2 separate regions of the Homo sapiens genome follow, and region 2 is linked to region 1. Evidence: chromatin loops called from intact Hi-C (ENCODE). Cell type or tissue: dorsolateral prefrontal cortex. All regions are shown on one strand. Each heading gives the region's core, and the rest is flanking DNA. Links, peaks and the distances in the headings are about the cores only. Region 1 overlaps PPFIA2 (PPFI scaffold protein A2). Region 2 holds the start of PPFIA2 (PPFI scaffold protein A2).

The links. Hi-C counts contacts between places; a loop is a spot of excess contacts. Peaks named below come from ENCODE experiments on the same cell type or tissue, not always from the same donor. Only the 100,000 strongest peaks of a DNase experiment are listed, where the experiment ranks them.
Region 2: a loop joins it to region 1, with 2.3 times the contacts of the local background. A loop is called at or near these places in 3 of 110 quality-filtered maps.

Annotation. Positions count from the first base shown.
Region 1 is chr12:81,643,565-81,646,481 of GRCh38, forward strand. All of the region lies in intron 4 of PPFIA2 (PPFI scaffold protein A2), which reads right to left. Among named protein-coding and RNA genes, the nearest start is that of PPFIA2, 110 kb to the right of the region's middle. In dorsolateral prefrontal cortex, for the core only: CTCF peaks have their summits at 1,154 (motif pointing right) and 1,354; no DNase peak of the experiment used is centred there.
Region 2 is chr12:81,758,059-81,760,975 of GRCh38, forward strand. PPFIA2 (PPFI scaffold protein A2) reads right to left here and starts at 1,292. Exons shown (of 33, transcript NM_003625.5): 1 at 1,222-1,292; 2 at 342-449. RefSeq lists an enhancer at 152-1,090. In dorsolateral prefrontal cortex, for the core only: no CTCF peak of the experiment used is centred there; DNase peaks (open chromatin) are centred at 613 and 1,443; H3K4me3 peaks cover 2,324 bases; H3K27ac peaks cover 1,920 bases.

The DNA.
Region 1 (2,917 bases), core at 106-2,605:
GGATTATTTGAGTTATGGATCTTGGGAAAAAATAACGATATACAGGTTGGATGATGTGACAGTGAGATGGTTTCTTATCAGACTGAGTAACTGAATTTGGAGTCACCTGAAGGTAGGTTATCAAAATCAGGTGGGGAAAATCTGGCTCAACAAAATCCCATGTTTAAAACAATATATAATTTCATTATAAAATATTTTATTATTCTGCGATTTTGTCGTAGAAGAGTGATATGACTTGAGGTCTTCAAGTAGTAAGGTAATTTGGCATTCTAAAGCATAGAGTGATTTTAAAAGAGATAAAATCAATGTTCCTTTTCTGTTTGGGGAAGGGCTGTTTTCCAGTTCTGAGCTTCCCATTAAAAGAGGAATAGCAACAAACTTTTCCCCAATTTTCGAAAGCAAACTGAGATGAATTGATGTCAAATGGGAAACATTTAAAAGAACCAGCACCTTGACCAACAAAAATGTCAAGTTTTTTTGAATTAAATTCCATAAAATGTTATGTGCATTAAACATATGCTGTTAAAAATACAGATAATACACCACAGAAAGATTCTATAAAAATAATCATTTTTAAGGATACAGTAGTGTGTTGTATTATACCTTTTACATTATGATAAAATTTACTTTTGCTAGATAATCTATACCTCAGTATGGGTAAATGATGCATTACTATATTCTATTGTCTGAAAATCCATCAAGACTCACTCAGGCAAATAGAAATGATGTTTACATGAATATAGCTATCACATCGCTGGTTATATGTAAGTTGGTGAACACACTAAATATATCCCCTTAAGTTTGGATTCCTTATTTTTAAAATAAAGCTTTTCTAGATTAGGTCATATTCATAGTTCCTGATAGCTCTGTTATTTTAAGCTAAATCTTAGTTCTAAGATAATTAATACTTATAAAAAAGTAATCATTAGCAAGTACAATATTGCAGACTTGTATTGAGTCATAACATGAAAAACTGACAAAATTTTCAAATTCTATTTTCTACCTTTTTAGTTTTTTCTTCAGAAGTAGTATGGTGCTTTCTTTCTATACTAATTTAAAATAAATAAACTGTCAGTAATTTAAAACATTATTATTCTGTTAATATTTGTTTTCCATTTTCTGTAACATGGTTAAGCATGTGTTCCCACAAGGTGGTGCTCTTTATTTAAAAATTACAACAGGAAGCAGTTTTGTTCTATGTAAGCATAGTGCTCAATGATGATACAGATTGAGCATGATTTTAAGTCGCTAAATGAGCAGTGAAAATGCATTTATTACTGAAAACTTATTTTCATTTGATTTTTATTTTTTAAATGCTAAAAGTATAAAACATTTTGGTAGCAATTTCAGTTATTAAGAATTTAGAGGTTTTAAAAGTTCAGAAAATGCATAGTAGCCATAAACAAAAACACAAAGGGAGGAATAGTAAAAATAAAATTTTGGCTGGAACAGAAATTCTTCTCTGGAAATAAAGAAAAGCTAGAATATAACATAGAAATACTATATTTAAACCTTCTAATATTAAACTAAGTACAGAGGAGTCATATACTAAGCACACTTTTTTAACCTGAATTTAGGTATTCAGAAGGAAAAGGAAATAAAGAAAGAGAGATAAAGGGAAAGAGAGAAGGAAGGAAGGAAGGAAGGAGAAGAAAGAGAAAGAAGGAACTTTTAAAAAGAAATTGAATAGTGGTATTAATTTTACTCATCATATTTTTCAAATATTATATTTCCTGACTGTCTGGTCCCTCAGTTCCTTCAAGACTCATACAGTTTTACATCTCACCCTGCTGAGGCCCAACTTAATGTTCAATATTTTACATGATTTGCTTACACCACCCCTCAGCATAAACCAAATTATTTTTCTGGTAACCACCTAAAGGAAGAATAATATGCACCAATACTGAAAAAAAATAGATAAGAGTTTTATTTCTACTTCGGATGTAAAAAGTGTGAAGGGAATATTGATCCCAGGCTAAAAATGAGAAAGAGGTAGGTAATTCTGAAAAGTATTATTTTTTTCTTAAACATTCAGAAAGCTGAGTACTTAAGACGTCCCTCTGAGATGAACAAAATTCCAAAGGTTGACAAGTTCCTTTGAGGAAAGACAGGACACACAAACTGTTTAATTATCAGCAGAACATGGAGCCAAGTGAAAGCAGCCATAAAAGTGGGTAGTAGGGAGGCAAGTAACATTTTAAAAATTCTTAAGACCTAGCGTGGGCTATCATGAGAAGTCAGAATTCCTGAGGGCACCATTCCAAGGGAAGTCTGCACCTGCTTGGACACCAGCTCTTTTACAAGAGGGGTTCAGCTACTCCTGGAGACAGGTAGGAAAAGAGAACAAGACAATCTGCTGCTAGAGGAAGGGCAAGATCCTGTCTAGCATCCAACATTTAGTCCTGCTTTGATAACCAAAGCCATCTGCCCATGGGAGAGAGACAGGAAACCCTTCCATAAGACGCAGGCAAAGATTGGCTGCACTGGCAAAGAGACAGGAGACACTCTTACCCCTTCCTCCTAGGCCAAGGTCAGCTGCCATGAAGAAAGGTATAGAAGTCTTACTCCTCCAACCAGCCCTTTACAGTAGGAAAAGCCATCTGCTACTGAGGGAGGAGTAAGACACCAACTTAATTCCAGAATTCTACAATGATATAGTATATTGCTACAGGGGAAAGGCAGGAAATCAGCCTGTAGAAACACCCAATCATTCAAGGCAGAGGTCAGCTGTCTTGAAGGAGGGCTAGAAAACTTGATTGCACCCTAGACCCTCTAGAGAACAGGAAGGGAAATGAAGAAAGACCCAGTGCTGAGGTTTGGTGCAGAGAGCCAGCATAAGACTGGGGCTGGAGGAGAACTATGAAGTTCCAATCTCCCCTTTCCTTTGCTCCTACCATGAGACTGGCAGTAAGTAGGA
Region 2 (2,917 bases), core at 274-2,773, 110 kb after region 1:
TTTTACACTTTCTTTACCCTAGTGCATTTACGGACAGCCAGAGCCAGCTCAACCCACACTACTGGACAGTTATCTCTCAGCCACACCCCCCACCACCTTGAAGAAGTTGACTTCATCATTTCCACACTAAAATTGTTCATCCTGCCCAACAGGACACAGCCAAGTAGGCAGGAGGTAGAGAGATAGGAGATGGAGAGGATGAGGTGAAAGCAAAAGGCACCTAACGGTAATCAACAAGGAGGAATTTGCATCTCATCTTCCCTGGGGGCGGGGTGGGGCCGGGGAGGTGGTCAAAAAATACAGCGAAAGGAGACAGTAAAACTCAAAGACAGCTTCTGTACCTAATGTCTGTGATTTCGGGTCCTTGCTTCTTCAATTGATCAATGACAACCGCAGTCTCCGGCTTGAGGAGAAGGGAGGCTCACACCCAGCACTCCTGGACCATTTCCCTAGCAACGGGAGGAGAAAGGCAGCTCAGACACACGCGTGCCCCGGCGCCCTCCCGGAACGTGCCCCGGCCCGGTGGCGTGGCAGGAGCTCGGCATCTTCCCGTGGCTCCGTCAGCAGCCAAAAGGAGAAGCGTCCATCGGAAAAATGGCATATTACAAATTTTGCTTTGGGAAGCAAAGCTCGGTTCAGACCATTGTCAAAGGAGGAGAGGGGGAGGCGGCTCTTAAAGCAGCCGCGGCCCCTTTGCCAGAACAGCCGCAGCTCCCCGCGTGCAGCTGGAGCCCCGGGGCGGAGACCGGAGACCGGGGACTGGGTTTGACTTTCAGAAACTTAACCACGCGGCGCCGCTCCCCCTCCGCGCCCGGGCCACCCGGGGTGTGTGGGGCGTCCCTCCAAAAGAAAGCTTGGAGAAAAGGCGTGAGAAGTATCTGGGAGAGAAGTTCTCCACCCAGTCTCCCCTCCTGGAGCCCCTCTGGAGTTTAAGGCTAACCCTGGGAGTTAGAAACCTAAAGGAAAACGAGTCCCTAGGGATGCAAAAAGCAGGACAGGTCTCCTCCTGGCCCCCAGCCTGTTTCCGCGCGCTCCCGTGTCTCGTTTCACTTAAAGGAGGCGCTTTTTCTCTGGAAAGGCAAACATCACCCCACGCCGTCCCCCGGCCCCCCTTCCCTCCCCCCCGCCGCCCCCCCGCCGCCACAGCACACACACCCATTTTTCTCCTCCCGGCCTTTCTGCAAGCCTCTTTGCTTGCTTCAATTGGCCGGAAGAACCAACCTGCTGGCAGCCGGTGAGGACGCTACAGCATCTTCTCTCCTCACTTGCCTCGTGCGGTGGCTGCTACTCCTCCTCCTCCGTCTCCTCCCCTCCTCCTCCTTGGCAGCCACCACCTCCTCTTCCTCTGGAACAAGGGCTTCCCCTGGAAGCTGCTGCAGTGGTTTCCACCGGCCCTTAAATAAATTCTGAAGTAATCACGTCTTTGCTCTCCTCCTCACGCACACGCGCCCGCGGATACACTCGTCTCCCCCAGAGCCGCTCCCGGGCTGCCGAGGCTCGCTCTGCTCCCAGTGCCCCCTGCGAAGGCGAGGGCCAGGGATGGGCAAAGTGGGAAGGGGGCACACGCTTCCCCGCCTGGGCTTCTTTCACACAATGGGCTCTACAGCCTTCGCTTGTGTCAGCCTGCGCTGGTGGGGATGGGAACGGACTTGGGCACCTTTTGGCTCCCCGGTCTTCTGTGCTTGTCATTTCTTTAAGCAGCTTTCTTCCCACTGGGCCAGGGCATGGTAGTCATGGTTGTAGGGACCTGAGCCAATCTAGGGTGTGGCGGCATCTGTCATTTCTCATTACCTCTTCAGTTCTTCTTCATTCATATTGTTTTGGTAATGGGAATTGTATGTTAAGTATTCCCTGCCCGAGTAAATTTTAGCTTTGAGCAGAGTCTGGTCTCTCCATCGCGCTCCAGTCCCCCTTATATCTCCACCTCCCTTTACCTACCCTCTTTTCTTTCCGTTGCTGCTGTCCATTCATACAGACTGAGGAAGCAGGAGACAAAATCAGTACCTACTCTGAGCAGAAAGGGAACGTTTCTGTGAGGGAGAGTCACGAATCCTGCTGGGTTTGGTGAAAATGAAGAGGACATGCATGAAGGAATTGGAGGATTAAACACTGAATATATTTTGGGGGTTACTGAAAATATTCTGAGTGTGCTACACGAAAGCCAAAAGACGTGTTTTACTTTTGTGTAACGCCAAGAGTCCAAAGTTAACAAAGAACTAGTATGTAAATAACTGTTCACTTAAAATTAACTACAATATCCAAGAAACAATCTTTGTTTCTGAGGGAAGTATTTAATTCAGTTAGCGACTTTACAATGGAAAGTGGGGTAAAGCTCATGTATTTACCCAACTTCTATTCTAGACTGTTATTTAAATTTTACAACACAACACAATCCTATAAGAAGTATAAAAATAATACGAAAATTCATTAGATGTCAACTGGAGCACTATTTCTCAGACATAATGTGCATACAGATCATCCATGGATCTTGTTAAGTTGTAGATACTGATTCACCAGGAATGGGGTGAAACCTGAAATTCTACCCTTCTAATGACTCCCAGATGGTACTACACTTGAGGAGGAAGGGTCTAGACCACCCAATCGACCCACAATTTGATGTGGCTTAAATACCCCTAACTACAGGAAACTCTTCACCTCACAGGATAGCCTAGTCTATTTTCAGACAAACTTCATATTGTAATAGCTTCAACATACTAATCATATATCAGTACTCATAACTTTCACTCTCTAGAATTCTACACAAAACATAAAAATTCCTTATACATGAGAGATATTCTTATTTTTACATATAGCTATTATGTCTATTTTTACAAGAATTCCTTCCTTATTAAACCTTGGTTTGAATTTCCTTGGCAATCAACGTTTGTTAATTACTGGCTCAGATGTTCCTACTGTT